Linked DNA regions of Homo sapiens: region 2 is linked to region 1. A link is a loop called in an ENCODE intact Hi-C map of the cell type or tissue named here. Cell type or tissue: transverse colon. All regions are shown on one strand. Each heading gives the region's core, and the rest is flanking DNA. Links, peaks and the distances in the headings are about the cores only.

The links. Peaks named below come from ENCODE experiments on the same cell type or tissue, not always from the same donor. Only the 100,000 strongest peaks of a DNase experiment are listed, where the experiment ranks them.
Region 2: it touches region 1 in a loop (6-fold over the local background); 1 of 110 quality-filtered maps calls a loop at or near these places.

Annotation. Positions count from the first base shown.
Region 1 is chr20:2,788,689-2,799,313 of GRCh38, reverse strand. CPXM1 (carboxypeptidase X, M14 family member 1) reads left to right here. Exons shown (of 14, transcript NM_019609.5): 2 at 421-588; 3 at 777-886; 4 at 1,023-1,162; 5 at 1,256-1,346; 6 at 1,972-2,122; 7 at 2,220-2,308; 8 at 2,664-2,787; 9 at 2,871-3,067; 10 at 3,153-3,332; 11 at 3,418-3,715; 12 at 3,898-4,037; 13 at 4,675-4,777; 14 at 4,883-5,240. The coding sequence ends at 5,124. Among named protein-coding and RNA genes, the nearest start is that of CPXM1, 6.6 kb to the left of the region's middle. RefSeq lists enhancers at 1-117, 118-1,105. In transverse colon, for the core only: no CTCF peak of the experiment used is centred there; no DNase peak of the experiment used is centred there; H3K27me3 peaks cover 5,387 bases.
Region 2 is chr20:2,134,517-2,145,141 of GRCh38, reverse strand. It overlaps STK35 (serine/threonine kinase 35), which reads right to left. Exons shown (of 4, transcript NM_080836.4): 4 at 1-1,358. It overlaps LOC124900458 (a long non-coding RNA gene), which reads right to left. Exons shown (of 2, transcript XR_007067499.1): 2 at 3,544-10,625. Among named protein-coding and RNA genes, the nearest start is that of STK35, 38 kb to the right of the region's middle. In transverse colon, for the core only: no CTCF peak of the experiment used is centred there; a DNase peak (open chromatin) is centred at 4,387.

The sequences.
Region 1 (10,625 bases), core at 877-8,876:
GGCATCTGGGCTGAGATGCAAAGGAAGAATGGGAATTAGGTGAAAAAATCAGAGGCGAGGGGTAGCATTACAGGGGAGGGGATAGCTAGTGCAGAGGCCCGGAGGTAAAGTGCCAGACTCAGCTCTTTGGAGCAACCGAACAGTTTCTAGAGGCTGGGTGCAGCTCTCCATTGGATTAGAGGTTCACAGGGGAGGCTGGCCAAGCATGTAGTTACATCAGGGAGGAGAAGGAGGAGCCAAGGAAGTGACTGGAGAGGCAGGTTGGGGTCAGATTGCAGGCCTTTGATGTCCTGTGAAGGCTGTTAGATCCTGGTGGTGTGGCCTGCTGTGGGCTCACATGTCTTCTTGGGCTGGCAGACCTTTCCATCCGGGGTTTCACCATTCTTCCTTTCCCCCATGCTGTGCCTCTCGGACCCCAAGGGACCTCAGAACAGCATGTCCGGATTCGAGTCATCAAGAAGAAAAAGGTCATTATGAAGAAGCGGAAGAAGCTAACTCTAACTCGCCCCACCCCACTGGTGACTGCCGGGCCCCTTGTGACCCCCACTCCAGCAGGGACCCTCGACCCCGCTGAGAAACAAGAAACAGGTACTTCCTCTCCAGGGGCCCAGCCCAGACTTGCAGCCCCTGGGGCACTTTACCAGCACAGCTCTTGGCCTCATGGGCACCGGCACGCCCCTTGCTTGCCTAGCGCAGGAGCAACCTTAGGCTCAGCTTCCCACCTGCCCTGGCTACCCTCCCTCTGGTCCTGTCTCACTGTTCTATCCCCGCCCCAGGCTGTCCTCCTTTGGGTCTGGAGTCCCTGCGAGTTTCAGATAGCCGGCTTGAGGCATCCAGCAGCCAGTCCTTTGGTCTTGGACCACACCGAGGACGGCTCAACATTCAGGTCAGTAATCCTGGCTCGGAGCCATGGTCTCAGGGTAGGGAAGGCAGCCCCTGGGAGCTTCTCTCCTGCCTCCTCTCTGTCCTGGCCTGCCCCACTCTGTCCAACTGGGCCTGACCACCATGTCCTGTGTCTGCAGTCAGGCCTGGAGGACGGCGATCTATATGATGGAGCCTGGTGTGCTGAGGAGCAGGACGCCGATCCATGGTTTCAGGTGGACGCTGGGCACCCCACCCGCTTCTCGGGTGTTATCACACAGGGCAGGAACTCTGTCTGGAGGTGAGGCAGACTAACCCTAGGTCAGGAGGTCACAGAAGGACTGGGGTGGGAGTCCTGGGGGCACCGATGATCTCTCTCCACCTCTCCTGCCAGGTATGACTGGGTCACATCATACAAGGTCCAGTTCAGCAATGACAGTCGGACCTGGTGGGGAAGTAGGAACCACAGCAGTGGGATGGACGCAGTGAGTGGTCCCACTGTGGCTGGGGCCTCCATGCTGGGAGTTGGGCACCCAGTCCAGGCTAGGCTGAGGCTCCTCTGAGGACAAGGAATAGACGCCAGCTTAGGCTTCCCAGGGGGGTGTGGCTTGTTGTCAAGAGGGTGGCACACGGCAGGCACCATTGGGAGCCAGCTGCTTTGGGACATGCCCACATCCTCCCCAGATAATGCCACCACAGGGTGGGTGCTGCTTCACGGTACAGCTTCCTCCTGGCGTGCCCCTTCTGGCCCGGGGCCTCTGGTCCACATCACTTCTTGCCTTCTCGTGGTTCTGACTTCCGCATCTCATGGACCTCTTTTTACAGCAGGCTACAATGTGGAGTCCTGGCCAGCTCTAGGATTGGCTTCCCCCGAGTCATGTGGCCAAACTGGTCTAATGAACTGTGTCCAATCCAGAGAGCAAGGCTGCCTAGGGCTGCCCATTGGCAGGGGCTGTGGGCCGGGGTCTGTGTTTGATGCACAGTGCAAGTCTCTAGCTGAGCCCACTAGGGTGGGGAGACAGTAAGCTTGGAGGCCTGAGCTCCTTCCCTGGGTCCTGGGCCAGGCTTCTGGGGTTTGAGCAGCCACAACAGAGAACTTGCTGCCCCCAGGTATTTCCTGCCAATTCAGACCCAGAAACTCCAGTGCTGAACCTCCTGCCGGAGCCCCAGGTGGCCCGCTTCATTCGCCTGCTGCCCCAGACCTGGCTCCAGGGAGGCGCGCCTTGCCTCCGGGCAGAGATCCTGGCCTGCCCAGTCTCAGGTGGGCAGTCAGGCCAGGGTTGGTTGGGCAGGGCTTGGATGCAGGGTGCATCCTTCACTGTGGACACACCCTTTACCATAAACTCAACCTCCACCAGACCCCAATGACCTATTCCTTGAGGCCCCTGCGTCGGGATCCTCTGACCCTCTAGACTTTCAGCATCACAATTACAAGGCCATGAGGAAGGTCAGATATAACCCCTATGACCTGGGAAGGAGGGCCCACCCATCTCAGGTCCCCTTCCCACCTTCCCACCGGGGCACAACCTGCTGTGACTGCGCTTGTATGCCCCTGCTGCCTCCTGATGTCTCAGCCTTCTCTCCTGTGGACCCCTAAGCTCCATCCCACTTTCCCTTATTATGGCGCCCCCCCAGTCCTACCCCTTCCTCCCGGCTCTGCTGCCGCTCCCCTCCTGTACCATGATGGGATGCCCCCTCTGTGTGGGCCATCGCTGACTTTTTAAGTCTTTCCATGGCACATGTGATCTGCCCCTGGGTGTACCCCTCCCATGCCTCATGCCACGCTACACTCTGCCCACCAGCTGATGAAGCAGGTACAAGAGCAATGCCCCAACATCACCCGCATCTACAGCATTGGGAAGAGCTACCAGGGCCTGAAGCTGTATGTGATGGAAATGTCGGACAAGCCTGGGGAGCATGAGCTGGGTACTGGCATGGGGAGTGGGGAGAGGTAGGCACAGGGCAGGGCCCCAGGCATGAACCCGCTGCAAGCCCCCATGTGTCCCCAGGGGAGCCTGAGGTGCGCTACGTGGCTGGCATGCATGGGAACGAGGCCCTGGGGCGGGAGTTGCTTCTGCTCCTGATGCAGTTCCTGTGCCATGAGTTCCTGCGAGGGAACCCACGGGTGACCCGGCTGCTCTCTGAGATGCGCATTCACCTGCTGCCCTCCATGAACCCTGATGGCTATGAGATCGCCTACCACCGGGTAGGCCACCCAGCATGAGGGCCACTCTGTCCTTCTGCCCTGGTGGCTGGACCTGCTCGACTTGAACAAGCCTCTTGCCCGGCAGGGTTCAGAGCTGGTGGGCTGGGCCGAGGGCCGCTGGAACAACCAGAGCATCGATCTTAACCATAATTTTGCTGACCTCAACACACCACTGTGGGAAGCACAGGACGATGGGAAGGTGCCCCACATCGTCCCCAACCATCACCTGCCATTGCCCACTTACTACACCCTGCCCAATGCCACCGTGAGTATTTTGAGGGCGGCAGTGGAGGTCTGTGGGGGGCGGACCTTGTCTCTGTCTCCTGCCCCTCCTGACCTGCCCCATCCAGGTGGCTCCTGAAACGCGGGCAGTAATCAAGTGGATGAAGCGGATCCCCTTTGTGCTAAGTGCCAACCTCCACGGGGGTGAGCTCGTGGTGTCCTACCCATTCGACATGACTCGCACCCCGTGGGCTGCCCGCGAGCTCACGCCCACACCAGATGATGCTGTGTTTCGCTGGCTCAGCACTGTCTATGCTGGCAGTAATCTGGCCATGCAGGACACCAGCCGCCGACCCTGCCACAGCCAGGACTTCTCCGTGCACGGCAACATCATCAACGGGGCTGACTGGCACACGGTCCCCGGGAGTATGTGCCTGAGGGTGGAGTTAGCCCTGGCCCCGTAACCCCCGCCCTGATAAGACAGCCTGCGGTTGCGTACAGTGCTGGCGTCTGTTCCCACTCTGAAGTGTCCCTCAGAGAAGGGAGGGTAGCGGGAGGATGGGACCGCATCCCGCCTGCTTAGGCAGCAGTGTCTGTGGTCCCCTTAGGCATGAATGACTTCAGCTACCTACACACCAACTGCTTTGAGGTCACTGTGGAGCTGTCCTGTGACAAGTTCCCTCACGAGAATGAATTGCCCCAGGAGTGGGAGAACAACAAAGACGCCCTCCTCACCTACCTGGAGCAGGTCGGATCTGCGTCCCGGCCCCCAGCCTGCCTGAATCACTCCTGCTGTCCATTTAGGCTACAGCTCCTACCAGGGGTTCTTCTAAGGTCCAGCTGAGCATTCAGACTCACAAGATGCCATGGGCCATGCTTGGTATCAGATTGTCTTGGAAGCACACAGGACAGGAAGTGCAGTTTGCTGGCAGCGTGGCATCGTGTTAGAGCCGGTGGGAGGAGCCTCCATTGCAGTCTAGGTGGTGGTCCGTGGCGCTGCCCCAGAGCTATCCTCAGGAGAGACTCACGTGAGGCAGGTGCAGGAGCTGTCCTGGCATAGAAGCTTCATGTTCCATGGAGCTCATAACCCTTGTAATAGCTCCATAAGCAGAGCTTCCAAAGGGTCTACCAAAGACAAGCCCAATAACCTGGGAAAGCCCAAGGATAGATAAGCCTTCCTACCAGGTATTTATCATTTTCTTAGTCCAGATGTGATTTGTCAATCAGGATTTCTTTTTTTTTTTTCTTCCAGAAGTAGTGTCACCTAGGAACACAGTAGACCTACCACTTTGCTCAGGTTTGCAGGGCAACAGAGCCAGCAAGTTAGCTAAACAGCACATTATCCTGCCGAAGGGGAAGGGCTCTGATAACCTCTTCCCACACAGGTGCGCATGGGCATTGCAGGAGTGGTGAGGGACAAGGACACGGAGCTTGGGATTGCTGACGCTGTCATTGCCGTGGATGGGATTAACCATGACGTGACCACGGGTGTGTTTGACCGGGAGGGCAAGGGAAGGGGCTGGAGGGCTGGAGGCTCGGGAAGAAGCAGAAGATCATTAATTGGGTCCTGATCGTGCCCTTCACTCTCCTCAGCGTGGGGCGGGGATTATTGGCGTCTGCTGACCCCAGGGGACTACATGGTGACTGCCAGTGCCGAGGGCTACCATTCAGTGACACGGAACTGTCGGGTCACCTTTGAAGAGGGCCCCTTCCCCTGCAATTTCGTGCTCACCAAGACTCCCAAACAGAGGCTGCGCGAGCTGCTGGCAGCTGGGGCCAAGGTGCCCCCGGACCTTCGCAGGCGCCTGGAGCGGCTAAGGGGACAGAAGGATTGATACCTGCGGTTTAAGAGCCCTAGGGCAGGCTGGACCTGTCAAGACGGGAAGGGGAAGAGTAGAGAGGGAGGGACAAAGTGAGGAAAAGGTGCTCATTAAAGCTACCGGGCACCTTAGCTCATCTTCGTGTTGTCTCTGTGCCCCAGGTCCTCCCCCCGGGGGCGGGCCTCGGCCCAGCCCTCAGTTCCTATTCTGCACACTTGCACACTCTCATCAGTTGGCTTCTGGACACATTGTGTGAAAAGAGGATCCCACCTGGGCTCTTCTTGAACCAAGGGCCTGGCAGAGCAACTCATTTCTTCTGATCAGCTTCTGCTACAGGTACCATTACACTGCTGCCAGGCATTCTGTAAGCGCCTGCTCATTGCCAGGTGTGCAAGGAATCAGGATCAGCCGTGCCTGCACTCAAACTCCTGGGGCTCCTAGTCAAGGGAAAGGACAGTTCGGTACATTGTGAGACATGCTAGGGTGGAGGCCAGGTGCCGTGAGAGTGCAGGGGAGCTGCACACGTGAAATACAGCACTGCACATCAACAGGACTGGGGCAGTCAAGGATGCAATAGAAGTAGTGGCTCTAGAAGTTCAGGCGGGAGGTGGGCAGGGTGTGGAGTATGGACAGGGATGGCTCCAAGGAGGAGGGTCAGCCAAAGGTGGGTCAGCTGAGAACATTTGAATTTGCTTCAGCCATTCTCAGAGTATTGATAACTGATAGGCTTTGCTGAGTTTCTATCAGACTGAAGGGGAAGTTGTGTATCAGTCTGTGTCTTGCCAGGTAAACAACCCATTCTAGGCACTTAAAGTGGAGGGAAATTTAATGCTGGAAATTGGATAGGAAGGTGTTGGAAGAGCTGGATGAGGCCGGGTGTGGTGGCTCACACCTGTAATCCCAGCACTTTGGGAGGCTGAGGTGGGAGGATTGCTTGAGCCCAGGAGTTTGAGACCAGCCTGGATAACATAGCCAAACCCCGCCTCTACAAAAATAAGAAATAAGAAACATAGCCAGCTGTAGTGGCGCATGGCTAAGGGAGGCAGAGGCAGGAGGATCACTGGAGCCTGGGAGGTGGAGGCTGCAGAGGCAGCAGTGAGCCATGATGGCGCCACTATACTCCAACCTGGATGGTCATAACAAAATAAACAAAAAAGAGCTGGATGAACAAAAGGAAGGGAATTTTACCCAGAAATCAGGATAGCACCCTTGGTCTGGTGCTTATAACCTGTATTTGCTGATGGTGCTGGAGGCTTGTAATCACTTGTGACTGCTTGCAACCACAGGCAATCACCTGCCATGGCTAGAGCCAGAAACAGGACCGTTTCTCATTTCCTCCCACTTTCTAGTCCCTGAGCTATGAAGTCCACTGGCAAAATCTAACAGTAACTCAGCTGGCAAGGAAGCCTACAAAATGTAGTCTCCCAACCCCCTTGTCATTCAGAGTAGAGCTTCCAAGGACAGGAATGGGGCAAATAGTAATAGGCAAAATCTGGCATAAAGACATCATGCAGCCTTTTGCCATGTAAGTTCTGCCTACTGCTTGGCTCTTGCACTGTTTCTTGAGATGTCTCTGTCTCTCCCACACAGCGTCAATATCCATTAATCGCCATGAAGGATCTAGTACCAAATTTCCCTGCACCTTTTCTCCTCACCTCCACTTATAGTGTCATTTTTCAAAAACAGATTTTTAATTCATTGAAGTTTATCGTATATAATGAAAAGTGCATGTAAGTTCACAGCCATATAAATGTACACAGACAGAGCACACTCAGGGACCCATAACCCAGGTTTAAAAAACCCCAATACTACCAGCACTCCAAAATTCTCCCTTTGTGTACCCTTCCAGTCAATACCCCTGTCTGTCAAGGGTAACCACTATCCTCACATCTAACATCATAGTTTAACTTTGCCTGCTTTTTTGTCTAGGATTTCTTGTTATTGTACTCTTGAGTTTGTTCTACAGTTTCTTGGATTCTATTTTGGTTTCATTGGATATAAGTGTTCTTAGGTGTAGATGATAGAATCCACTCTAAATAGCACTCTAAATAAGCAGAAAGGGATTGATTAAAGGGTCTTAGGAAGCTCACACACTCTCCAGGAGGGCTGGAAACTGGACTTGGATGCTCCATAACCAGAAACGTTACAGTCAGTGTCAACAAAGGCAAGAGGGAATCCCCAACCATGTATGTCATGGGAATATTCCTAGAGAAATAATCACTTTCACCATTGCTTTATATTTGGCAACTAAGATACTGGGGACTAGATGCCAGAACATTTCATATTCGTACCAAAGAAACCATACAGCTCCACTACCATGACTGTCAGAAAATCTGATCTCCCTGAATGTGTTTGACACTTCCTTTTGCCATTCTTAGCTCCAAGTTCAGGGCCTGTGCATCTGTTTGACAGGACCTAGGTTACACGAGGAATGCCAGGTAGAAAAGAAGCTGGGATATTTAGCTTTTAGCTTTCCAGCCTTTACATTATAGGAAGTCAAGCCAAAGAGATGTTAAAATGAAGTTAAATGGACCAGTCTCTGTCTATATACCTTCCTTCCTTCCTTCCTTTTTCTTTTTATGAGAGAGTCTAGCTCTGTCGTCCAGGCTGGAGCGCACTGGCGCAATCTCAGCTCACCGCAACCTCCGCCTCCCAGGTTCAAGCAATTCTCCTGTCTCAGCCTCCAGAGTAGCTGGGATTACAGGCGTGTGCCATCACGCCCAGCTAGTTTTTGTATTTTTAGTGGATATAGAGTTTCACCATGTTGGCCAGGCTAAACTCCTGACCTCAGGTGATCGGCTACCCAAAGTGCTGGGATTACAGGCGTGAGCCACCGTGCCTGGCTGGTCAGCCTATATTATCTGAAATATTGTAGAATATCCATAAGTAGGATCACAGTATTGTACAACTTTAGGGAACACTGTTTGTAAAATGAACAGAGAATTTTATATCGGTCAGTCTGTTACATGTGACACATAATTTTTAAAATGAACCGAAAATTTTACATCAGTAAACTTGTTACTCAATTGTCATACAAATAATTTTTTAAGTACAATAAGCATCACATTAAAAATCAAGGAAATGAGGCAGCAGTAACAAATAGGAGATCTAGACCTACAAAGATTTAATACATTTGAATCACCAGTTACAGATTATAAAACAACCATGTTCACATTGTGTAAAATAAAAGTCATACAAGATGCCTCCTCAGATTAGAGAAAAAAAAAAACGTTAAAATGAGCTATTTGGGTCAGGTGCTGTGGCTTGCGCCTGTAATCTCAGCACTTTGGGAGGTCAAGGCAGGCAGATCACCTGAGGTCACGAGTTCAAGACCAGCCTGGCTAACATGGTGAAACCCTGTCTCTACTAAAAATACAAAAATTAGCCAGGTATGGTGGTGGGTGCCTGTAATCCAAGCTACTCAGGAGGCTGAGGCAGGAGAATTGCTTGAATCCCGGAGGTGGAGTTTGCAGTCAGCCTGGGCGACAGAGCGAGACTCCCGTCTCAAAAAATATATATTTATATCTATATATCTATATCTATATAACCTAACAATTTCTACAAATAAAAATACAATAACCTAAACTAAAAACTGAATGGGTATGTATAGTAGTGGGTTAGACAGTTAAAGAGAGAATTAATGAGCTAGAAGTTAGGACAGAAGAGAATATCCTTTCTGGGGAAAGGACAGAGAGAGATAGAGGAAAATGTGGAAAGAGATAGAAAATATTGAAGAGATGTTAAAAGACATGGAAGAAAAGCTGACAAGTGAAGAGAGGAAGAGTGGTGAGAGACAGCTTTTTTTTTTTTTTTTTTTTTTTGAGACAGGGCCTCACTCTCACCCAGAGTGCAGTCATCAAAGCTCACTGCAGCCTCGACCTCCTGAACTCAAGCGATCCTCCCACCTCACCCTCCTGAGTAGCTGGGTCTGCAGGCATGCACCACCATGCCCAGCTAAGTTTTGTATTTTTTGTAGAGACGGGGTCTTCCTATGTTGCACAGGCTGGTCTCAAACTCCTGGGTTCAAGTGGTCCTTCTGCCTCAGCCTCTCCAAGTGTTGAGATTATGGGCATTAGCCACCACCAAAGTCAAGAGCAATTTTTTATTTTTTATTTTCGAGACAGGGTCTCACTCTACCACATAGGATGGAGTGCAGTGGCGTGATCACTGCCCATTGCATGCAGCCTCAACCTCCTGGACTCAAGCGATCCTTCCACCTCAGCCTCCCAGGTAGTTGGGACTGCAGGCATGTAGCACCATGCCCAGCTAATTTTTGCATTTTTTGTAGAGACAGGGTTTTGCCATGTTTCCCAGGCTAGTCTTGAAATCCTGAGTTCAAGGGATCCTCCCACCTCGGCCTCCCAAAGTGCTGGGATTACAGGTGTGAGCCACTGTGCCCAGTCCAACAGCAACTTTTGAAGAGATGCTAACAGAATTTTTCAGAACTGATGAAAGACACCAATTCACAGGTACACGAATCCTGACAAACCCCAAGAAGAATAAATAACCCAATATAATAATGGGCAAAAGATGTGAACATGCGTTTCACAAAAGGAACAGTTCAGCATGACTGAACTGGCATGTGAGCTCCCCAAGTGATGTCCAAGCTCTGGATTCTCTTCATTTACAGCTAAGACATTTCCATGGCCAGAAATCTTCATCTGTTGTTGCTAGTTTTCCAGGGGCCCCCAGCCCTCGCTTGCCTTTGTAAATATGTAGAGTGTCATGAGAAGGTGTCCACTCTCCTGGAACTCTTTCAACAGTGAGTTTAGCCCTGCCTGACCTAAGCAAGCTTCCTTTTGGATAAAGGGAATTTGGGGCATCATATACATTTTTTTCCAACTCTTTGCCTGGAAGTTTCCTCTAGTAAACCCTTACCTGTGTCTGTACCACATATCATTAGAAGTATTTGCTCTTGCATTCCATTTGACATGTGTGGTATGAGAAGATGGAGAACACCTCAGCATAATCTAGTAGCATTAAAGACACACATGCCCAATTCTTAGATATATAATATATACCATAGAGAAACTCTTATACACATACAAAAGATACATGTACATGAATGCTCATAGCAGTTTTGTTTGAAATAGATCCAAATTGGAAGAAATCCAAATGTCCACTAAAAATAGAATGAAGAGGCCAGGTGTGGTGGCTCACACCTTTAATCCCAGCACTTCAGGAGGCTGAGATGGGTGGAATGCTTGAGCTCAGGAGTTCAAGACCAGTGTGGGGAACATGGAAAAATGCTATCTCTACAAAAAATACAAATATTAGCCAGGCATGAAGGCACCTACTTGTGGTCCTAGCTACGTGGGAGGAGGAGCTGGGAGGATCACGAGCCCAGCAGGAGGTTGAGGCTGCAGTGAGTAGTGATCACGCCACTGCACTCCAGCCTGGGTGACAGAGTGAGACCCTGTCTCAAAAAAAAAAAGAAAAAAAAAAAAGGAGAAAAGAATGAAGAATAAAATATGGTACATTTGTGCAATTGAGTTATACAAGAATGAAAATAAGTA
Region 2 (10,625 bases), core at 1,234-9,233, 650 kb after region 1:
CGAGAGTGTCGCTGGAGAGTGCAAGGATGGCTGCAGCAGACAGGCATGGGTGGCGGGGCTGAAGTGTCATGGCTGGGGAAGCCTGAAGGTGGCGAGCCCACAAATGGGCCCCTAACGCTGCAGGGGGTCTACCCAGTTCCACGACACCTCCCTGCTCTGGGCAGGTCCGCTGTTTTCCCATTGGATACGTCTATACTGAGGGCAGGCACCTAACAGTAAGTCTCCAGGGGTGAGGGAAATGGCGCTTGACAGTGTGTGTCACTGCATATGACACCATGGACCCCGGCACACAGGGCACGCCCTTCACTGTGAGAACACGACAACGGCAGCCAGTTCAGGACACCCTGTTATCATGGCAAAGTCACAACCAGATCTTAGGGCCTCAGGCCGTCTCTGTGACACCTGGACACTATGGGACACATCTGGGAAGATGACAATCCAGGAGGCAGTTAGGTGAGAAGCGCTGACCTCACGGCAGTGACAGATGCCTGCTGAAGACCCAGCTGTGTTCCACACAAGAGTTTGGCACAACAGTTTTTCCCAACAGAAAGGCAGGGATGGCTGCTCCACCGCCAGCAAGAGCGAGATGGTCGCCCTCCACCCTTACCTCCTAGTTCCCTGCAACACAGGGCAGAAGAGGAATGGATTCCCACCACTGCAAGTCCTGGTGTGGCCTGGGGCTCTCAATAGCTTAAACACAACAAAGCCTGGAGTTGAGACCTTCTTAGTTCTCCTGGCCAAACCCTGGCCTTCCTCTTCCAGGCGGTTCTTCACCTCTGATCATCTCCGAGGCCCAAGGGCTAGCCAGGGCCAGCCCACCAAGGAGTCCAGGAGTTCCTGCATCTGGTAGGGAGGCGTGGCCCAGAGGCCTCCTTGTGTCCTCACGCCCCGTTCCAGAAGAAACCCCCAGATTCCCTATGGGGAGGCAGGCCTTCTCTAGGGAAGTGAGGTGTCATAAGTAGAACTGAGAAAAGTATAAAGAAGGAAGACAGAGGGAAAGTGAAGGACAAAACCAAAAATAGCTCCCTAACCCCTTATAAAAAGTAAAAGTGAAATTTACACATATGCCTTGCCCACATTGAATTTCTTTAAAGAAATTGGTGCCTGTCCACAGCATTGTGTCCTGCTCTTCTGAAGTCTCAATGGTTTAAATTTAAAAAAAGGAAAGAGGAAAAAAAAAAAAGAAAAGAAAAGGAAAAAAATAAAGCAAAACTAAAAAGAAGCGGGGAAACCCAAACAAAAGCTTCACATTGCCGGATCCAGCTGTCGGGAGATCGCCAACCGGCCAGGCCACCACCTGTACCCTCTGCCGTCCTCTGGAGGAGACGTGGTGAGACTGTGGGTCCCGAGGAATCGACCTGGAAGACAGAAGGCGGGTAAGGAGGGGACATTGGTCAGCAGGCCTGGGCACCAGCCCTCAACCCAGAGGAACACTGAAGCTGTGTGTGCTGGGGGCTGTGGGGCAGAGCTCTAAAGAGATGGGGTAAATCTAGCTTCACAACCTCCCTGGTCTTATTCACACATGCTTATTTTTCAGATAGGGAAACTGAGGCTCAGGTTAAGTAACTTACCCAAGGGCACACTGACTAAGGGGCAGACACTAGCTGGGAACCCAAGCTTGCTGGCTCTAGCTGTCAAACCAATCTTGAACCCTGGCTTCCCCGTACTATTAGGAGCAAGACACCGCAGGGCCCACCCTGGATAGTCTGTCCCCACAGACCTTGCCAGCACTGCTTCCACTCATGCTTTCTTCCCCACTCTCTGTGATTAATTGTGCTGTTTGTTAGAAACGCCACAGCAACCCTCTCTAGGTTCAGTAATCCTGTTTTACAGAAGAGAAGAGTGAAGCTCAGGCCTCTGAGAATCCGAACCAGGCTACCTGCTCAGGTCTTAACATGGGCCAGAATCCCACACCCAGGGGCAGGGCTGGACTGGGCCTGCACTGTCTGCTGCAGTGCACTGTGGGGGTTAAGAACGAGGGCTCTGGAGCCAGAACGGGCAACTGAGTAAACAGGAGCTGCCCCTCGACTGTGGGGGAATTTAAGTCCTCTGTTCCCTGGTCTCATCACCTGTACCTGCGTCACAGGCTATTATGAAGATTAAATGAACGTAAAACCAAGAAGAGTGCCTGATCCTATTAGTGTTGGCTATTATTTGGAAACTGCCTTAGTGCCAGGCCTCAGGAATAAGACAAGAAGCCTGCCCTTCAGTGGCTTATTCTACTGGAGGCCTAGAATACAAGGGCCCACAGAGATTAGTCTTGGGCAGCGCCCACTCTGAGCTATCGGATCAGTGCTAAGTATAGCGCTGTCCTGGGCAGGGCGGGCCATCTAGGGCAACAGTGCTCCAGCCTCGTTGCACATGGAATCATCTAGGAGGTTTTTTGAGACAGGGTCTTGCTCTGTCACCCAGGCTGGAGTACAGTGCCTTGATCACAGCTCACTGCAACCTTGAACTCCTGTGCTCTAGTGATCCTCCCACCTCAGCCTCCTGAGTAGCTGTGACTACAGGGCACATGCCACCACGCCAGGCTAATTTTTATATTTTTAGTAGAGACGACGTTTTGTCATGTTGTCCAGGCTGGTCTTGAACTCCTGGGCTCAAGTGATCCACCTACCTTGGCCCATCTAGGAGTTTTTAAAGTGCCCGAATGACCAAAGCAGACAAGTCTTTCACTGTGCGTGCCTTTCTTTGTCAGGCAGAGCCAGCACCGTGGCTGCCATGACTTGCCACCTGTGCGGGCTGACAACACCAGCTCGTTGTCCTCAGCTCCTGGGAAGGGACCTGGCCAGTCCTCCCAAGAGGCAGCAGGATAGGACAATATTGGATAATTTACTGTCTGTTGGCCTCAGTTTCTCCCTCTGAGCACTGGGGACTCTTGGTTGAGGTCTGGGTGGAATGACTCAGGTTCCTGGCCCACAGCAGGGACAAACATACTCAATGACTCTACCCCTTCCTGGCCAACTGTCCCCAACCAGAGACTATAAACGTGTTAAATCTGAACAGGCCATGGTTCTCAGCCACGCAACCACTGAAAGTGTTTCTGGCTGGTGAGGGTGCCCCGCACACTGCTGGAGGAGGGGATAAGGCTTCTGGAAGGTAGTCTGGCACTGTTTTTAGGGCTTCAAAGGTGTTTAGATTGGTAGCTCCCTGAAATTCTACTCCTGAAAGCCAAGCTTAACAGATAAACCTAAATATGAAAAGAACTTTATGGATAAAGAAGTTCACTGAAATATAACAACTCACAAGTCCAAAAATAAGGATTAAGTAAGCAAATGATCCTTCAACGCACTGATATACTACAGAGGAAATGAGATCATTGCATGACATTTTGAAGATTATGACAAAAGCACTTCCCTGGGGTAGGTGGAAAAGGGTAGGTTACAAAGTTGTGTAGCGCACAGCATGACCATAACTATGTAAAAACACAAACCCCTCAGTGTAGGAAAATCTGACAATAAATACACCAACATGTTGTGCTTGTTGTGACTGGATTTTCCTCTTCCCTCACTTCTGATTTTTAATAATGAACACACACCAATGTTATATTTTAGTTTTTAATAGGAAAAATAGGGTACTTTAATGAACAAGAAAAGCTGGCAGCTCCAATAGAAAGGTCCAGATGTGGGGTCTTGTCTGGACTCTTCCATGCCCAGTGGACAAAGGAGAGCTTCCACACTGCCAAACGGGAGGTTAGACTATGTGACTCCCTGCTCTACTGCCCAGGGAGCGGGTGACCAAGAAAGTGGGTGTGGCTGATCTGGAAAGAAAATACAGGATTTCTCGGGCCCAGTCTTTCACTCTGCTGCTTCTGTTCCTTGGTCTGTTAATTCCCCTCAAAAAAATCCACTTGTGGGTCTTGTATCCCAGTTTTTGACTTGGAAAAAGAAAATCATCATAAACATATTCCCTGATGATTCAGCAGCCATCTCAAACTCTAGCTCTATTTAGCATGCCTATTGCTTTCTCTCCGTGCTTTCCGTAGACACAGCAGATCAACCTGAAGATGGGGGAAGAGGGTATTTAGGGTAGGCCCTCACCATCTGAGACATTAAGACCTTGTGAAATACGATGAGAAATTATACAGCCACATGTGATGTGCTAAAATAATCTTTGGGACCAGTTATGACTTTCCAGCATTCCTTTCCTCCCTCCCTGCGGACAATCTCCTGAAAAGGATGCCCATCAGCAGGAAGGTAGCATGTGGCAGCTGAAAAGCAGTGTTGGCAAGGAGGCAGGTTCAGAAACCAGAGGTTCCTTTTTACATAATAAACTAGCAGAACACAGTGTGACTACAGAAGGTCAGACCAACAGCACAGCACTCTGCAAGAACTCCTGAGACACCAGCTTGTAATGACCGCTGTAATCACTGGGTCCCATGCCAGGAAGTGAAGCTGACATTTCCCAAAGGCTCCTCCCTGCTCCCTCTAGCTCTGGCACTGGCTCTGGCCCTCCTGTTGGAAGCCTCAGAACAGCCTACAGGTCTGAGTCTGGTTCTCTCTTGTGGGCACAAAGAAGGAAAATAAGAGGGCTCTCTACTGGGGAGAGGATCTTGGCTTGGGGTTCTTTTCCCATCTGCCATCACAGAAAGAGCATTTTTCCCAGGGAGCTAACAGCACAGTAAGCTCACCGAAGGTAGTGGAGGCGCTTTCTGTAGCTATGAACAGGAATGGCTCAGACCACATGGTTCTGAGTTTAAGCACAGACCCTCCCAGGTACTTGTGGGCACAATAAAGGGTGTAGGTCTCAGCCCCAGTGGGCCCTTGGGGAGGCCTTAGGCTTGTGGTGCTTCATCCTAGCAGATGCCACATCTCAGCTCCCTGACTGCTCAGGCTGTGCCTGACTGCCTGGCTACCAGCTTCTACCGGGGCTCTTCTCATTCCTCTCTGTGGAACCCCTACCTCTGACCAGAGCCCGCTCCTTGAGGGCAAAAATCACACCTGCTAAGCATAATGAAAAGTGGTGATGTGATAAACCTGCAACTGACATCTGTAGTGCCCTTCCATGATTACTGTGAGGAGGGATTTGGCCAGTTTTCACAAGAAAACAGGCCCAGAGAAATGGAGCAACTTGCCCCACACCAGAGTTGCTGAGCAGTAGAACCAGCACTTAATCCAAAGTTTTCCAGCTTTACTACCCAAAGTCTCTGCACTATGATAGTCTTCAATCAGTGCTTCCAAAGCCGGCTCAGCAATGGTTCCAGTAGCTTGCACCTGAGATGACCTTGGGGGTGGAAGGTGTCAGTGATCTGGGAAAATGTGCTATGAATCCTTACCTTTCTCATTTCAGCTCTTGGACCAAGTTCTCTCAGTGCACCCCACCTTCTTATTTCTCTGTAACTGGCGTAACAGCAATCACTTATTGAGCAGTCTGTCTGTGCAAGTTCTAACTGTGTTATAGGCAACAACCTCGTAAAGCAACACTGCTTTCCAATCACTGTTAAAGGATCGAGTGTTTTACATCCATTGCCTCATTTCACCCCAGCAACCCTAAGAGGTAGGGGTTATCGTCCCCCTCGTCTTAGAGATGAGAAAACTGAAGCTCAGAGAGAACAGCCTCATAGACAGTAAGTGGTAGAGAAAAGGGTTTAACTCAGGGCAGTCTCACTCCAAATCCCCTGCTTTTGACATGTAACGATGCAAAATCCCTTCCTAGAGAAGACAAGAAGAGTCTTAAGTGGAGTTTAAAACCCATCTAATCCCTTCATTTATAAATAGACTCACTCAGAAAAAAGGCTCATGGAAGGCTTACGTGCCTGTGCACAGGTCTAGTGCTCGGGGGACAAAAGGGGACATGGTGCCAACCAGGCAGTGAACGGTCTTCCAGCAAGCTTCTCTGCCAGTCAGGCAGGTGTCTGGTCTGTTTAAGAAGACTGAGAAACTGAACTACTTTCATGAAGGCCATTAGCAGCTTGGAGAACAGAAGCCTGGGAGATATGAGGGGAACATGCACAGCAGGATGGGGCTGGAGACAAGGATGGCTCACGTGTTCACCTCCTTCCCCTACTCCTCAGCCTGCAGGCACAGAATACCTTGGTGATTATCCCTTACTCTAAAAGGATGGCCTTCCTACTTTATTAGTGTCAAAATGTCATTACCTTTTGCTTTCTTTTCTAAGACACAGGGTCTCACTCTGTCACCCAAGCTGGAGTACAGTGGCACAACCATAGCTCACTGCAGCATTAAATTCCTGGGCTCAACAACCCTCCTGCCTCAGCCTCCTGAGCAGCTGGGATTATAGGTACATGCCACTACACCTGGCTAGATTTAATTTTTATTTTTGTAGGGACGGGGTCTCATTATGTGGCCCAGGCTGGTCTCAAACTCCTGGCTTCGCTCATGCAATCCTCCTGCCTTGGTCTCCCAAAGTGCTGGGATTATTACAGGCATGAGCTACCATGCCTGGCCTAAAACATCATTTCTTTGATGAAATGATGATGAAAGTAAGTAGGAATGGTTTTAAAAATTGCTTCCCTCCTGGACCTGCCTCCCCAGTTTTTAAAATTGCACCATCTTAGGAAATGTGGAAGTCTGGTAACCACGAGGTTTATCGTCACTCCAGTGCTCCCTCAGGGAAGAACACAGGCTCTATGGCAGACAGTCCTGGTTCAAATGCAAGCTCTGCCATTTACTAGCTACTTCCATGATCTCCTTCTCCTAAACTAGAAAATGGGCATGGAACTCTTTCCTCTTCAGGGGCCTGCTGTGAAGAGTGAAGAATTCTTCAAGTAAATTGCCTGTCATGGCACCTGACCCAGGGTGGGGCATTCAGTAAGATCGATCTTGCTGTCATTCATGTTAATGGTCATTTTGGTTCTTAGGGTATCACAGACTGGGACTTCAAACCCAAAGCCCAATTTTCTCTTTCTATCCTGACTCTCAGATTTAGTTAATAGAAAAGAAAGTCATCCCATTGGCATACTCATAGACTAAGGTACAGTATAAACTCAAAGTGGGGTATTATTGGGTGGCTAGCCAAGAATTCACTCCTACCTAAATTCACCCGCAGTCCTGTGTAGTGGCATTATCACTGTAGCTAATGATACCTATGACATGCTAGCTGCCGTGCAAACTGAATATGCAACACCTCATTTGTCCAAAGGACCATGTAAGAATTATCCTCATTTTACAGATGAGCAAACTGAGGCTCAGGTTATTAATTTTCAGCATATCGTGCTGTGGAGCAAGCAGGCCTCACAAGTGCACAGAGGCAAAGTCATCTGTCAGGGTCACAGACGGCAGTCCTCTCCTTCCTCTAAGTGGGGTTAGTCATTCTTCACTTGTTTAATACACCAAAGCATCTGGCTTTTCACATTCAGACATCAACATGCCAGCCCTGGGGGTTCGGTGGCCCCAGCACGAATGTCTCCTCCAATCACTCAGAGGCACCAAGGCCAGGGAGTCACGCTTCCTGATGCATCATTCCTCTAAGGCTGCACTCCCAACTGTGGTGCTTAAAGTAGGGCAAAAACAGGGATGACTGTGCTGTGAACGTGCCTGTTGTCAGGGTCGAAGGAATGGGAGTACTGACAAATGGGATAACACTGTTTTCAGTCTTCGGGTATACAGAACGGGCAAAATGTTAGGAAAAAGAGGAGCAAGAGGGCAGAGATTATACAACATATACAACAGGAGCTTCGCAGTGCTCCATGACAACCCAGAAGACCACAGGTCCACGCCTTACGACATCTGAGCCCTGACCAGGAGACCAAACCAAGGCAGCTCACCCACAGGCAGATATCCAGGGGCAGGCCCCAAATGCAGAGGAGCGTGGCTTGGAGGTGGTGTTCTCTCAAGGCATGGGCTTTGGAGTAGGAAGATCCAAAATTTACATCCCAGCTGACCTTCACCAAGTCAGGGTCCCCCGAGCCTCAGTTTGCTCAGCCTAAAATGAGGAAATGTCTACTTTGCCGGGTACAAAGACCAGTGATAGTACACATAGCAGGTGGAGTGAGGTGCACAGGAGGTACTTTAATAAGCTACAACAGTGGCTGCAAATCACATCCAAAAAAACACAAAACCAAACCCATAAAACCTCACTGCAGTCACTTGCCAGGGCAAAAATTCCAGAAAAGATGCCTTGGCCTCAAGTTGATCTTCTCTTGAGGTGACAGCCTCCCTCCTGCTTTGGGTCTTCAGCTCCTGCTGATCTGGCTACCCCAACTCCCACCCCCTATCTGTCACTCAGATCGCATTCACCCTTTGGGTTCCCATCCACACGCCTTCCCCAGGAAACACTCCCAGAGGGCCCAGTCTCTATGGGAACTCTTCTGTCCCCCTGCCCAGTGAAAAGGCATGGACGACCTCAGATCCCACTAGCCTTGTCGTGTGCTCCAACCTTACCATCTTAGACCCTGAGCTTCCTGCAGGACAGAGAGAGTCTGCTGCTTTTCTTAAGCCTCTCAGGTGACCAAGCAGCAGTGCTGGGTTTTTAGGAAGAGCTCAAATACCAGGTGATAGCTAGAAACTGGGAATTAGTACATAGCAATAAAACTTCACAGAATCATTCATTCCACATGATAGGGTTTTAACATAAACACATGATTATAAAAAAATCTCTGCCTTTGGTTGAGTTCCTGCATCACTGCCAAGTGCTCTGCACACGTTCCCACTGAAAATCCCGGCAAGCCAGGTGTGGACAGTGATGCTCAGAGAGCTGGGCCACTTCTCCAAACTCCAGCAGCTGGTAAGGGACAGAGCTGGGACCGTGTCCAAGTCGGAAGCCCATGCTATTTTTCTACCATGCTACAGGGTGCTGCTCCCCTCTCTCACACCTTCAGAGCTGGGTGAGAGAAATGAGGCATGCAGGGATTACAGATTTTCCTGACATTACATAGCCTATCAGTTACACAACCAGGGGGCTCCTGTCTCGATTTCAGCTCTCTCTGCTACTATTCCCCTTACTGACTTCTCAACAGGAGGCCTTCTTTCAAGGGGAAGAAGACGGCCAACTTTGGCAAATACATCTGTTTCACGTGGAGGGGTTCCTTGAAATCCAAGTGTGGCTATTTGGAGCAGGCCCGGCCTCAGAATGTGTCCCCTGAGTCTAAGTTAGGTATGGTAAGAGGTTAATGAAAAGAGTAGACTTATGACTGGAGCACTATGGTTTAGTCTGAAAGTATGGACTTCCCAAGATGGCTTTTTTTTCTGAGATAGGGCCTTGCTCTGTCAGGCTGGAGTGCAAAGGCATGATCCTGGCTCACTGCAGCCTTGACTTCCCTGGCTTAAGTGATCCTTCCGCCTCAGTTTCCTGAGTAGGGACCACAGGTGCATGCCACTGTGCCCAGCTAATTAGTCTTATTAGTCTTGCTGTCGCCCAAGCTGGAGCGCAGCAGTGCAATCTCGGCTCACTGCAACCTCCACCTCCTGGGTTCAAGTGATTCTCCTGAGTAGCTGGGAAGACAGGCGCGCACCACCACGCCCGGCTAATTTTTGTATTTTTAGTAGAGACAGGGTTTCGCCATGTTGGCCAAGCTGGTCTTGAACTCCTGGGGTCAAGTGATCCTCCTGCCTTGGCCTCCCAAAGTGCTGGGATTACAGGTGTGAGCCACAACGCCCTGCCCAAGATCTTAAAATGCACAAAGCCTCTTTCTAGACCCAACCATTTGTAAAATGGCAAATATATCCTATAAGTCTCTTTAGCTAACAAGTGGTCCAGGAAGTGGAATCCTGGCTGAAGTCCTGCCAGATATGTTGGACTGCTGGAGGACTCCCATATGCCACATTCAAAACACATGGATTGTTGAAAGAGGCGGCTGGGGCAGCCCTACAAGGAACTGAGCACCACCAGCCCCTGCTCAGCAGGGGTCCACCCTTTACCTAGCCACCCCCTGCCACCATCTTCCACATTCTGTTCACCCACTTAAGTGTATCCAGAGGAAGCCAGTCCCACGGATTCTCTGAAAGGCAGACAGACTGTCGCCCAGGCTATAAAAGCACAGATGCAATCATAGGAATGTGCTCCCAGGAGGCAACCTACTAAGAGGAACTGAAGTGAAACACGGGAAGATGAAGGATCTTGCCTGTTGCTAAGAGTAAATGTGGGAAACCTGGTTCCAGGCCCCTCTAGCTCTCTCCCTACTCCCCCTCTGGAGACTTCATTTCTTCCCCTGCCAAATGAAGGACCTGGGGCCAGCACAGGGGTTCTTAACCTGGACTCCTTCTAACCCCAAGGATGCACAGGTTCTGCAAAGCCCCTTAGGGCTGGGAAGTTTAATGCATATCCCAGGCATTTTTTTTTCTTTTCTTTTTTGACACAGAGTCTCACTCTGTTGCCCAGGCTGGAGTGCAATGACACAATCTCGGCTCACTGCAACCTCCACCTCCCGGGTTCAAGCGATTCTCCTGCCTCAGCCTCCCGAGTAGCTGGGATTACAGGCGTGTGCCATGACGCCCGGCTAATTTTTGTATTTTTAGTAGAGATGGGGTTTCACCATGTTGGCAAGGCTGGTCTTGAACTCCTTACCTCAGGTGATTTGCCAGCCTCGGCCTCCCAAAGTGCTGGGATTACAGGCCTGAGCCACCGCGCCAGGCCCCAGGCATTTTTTAAATGGTAGAATAACACACCATTCAGGTTCTGAGAAAGGAACATGGCACAAAGAATACTGAGAAGAGGCCCTCTATAGG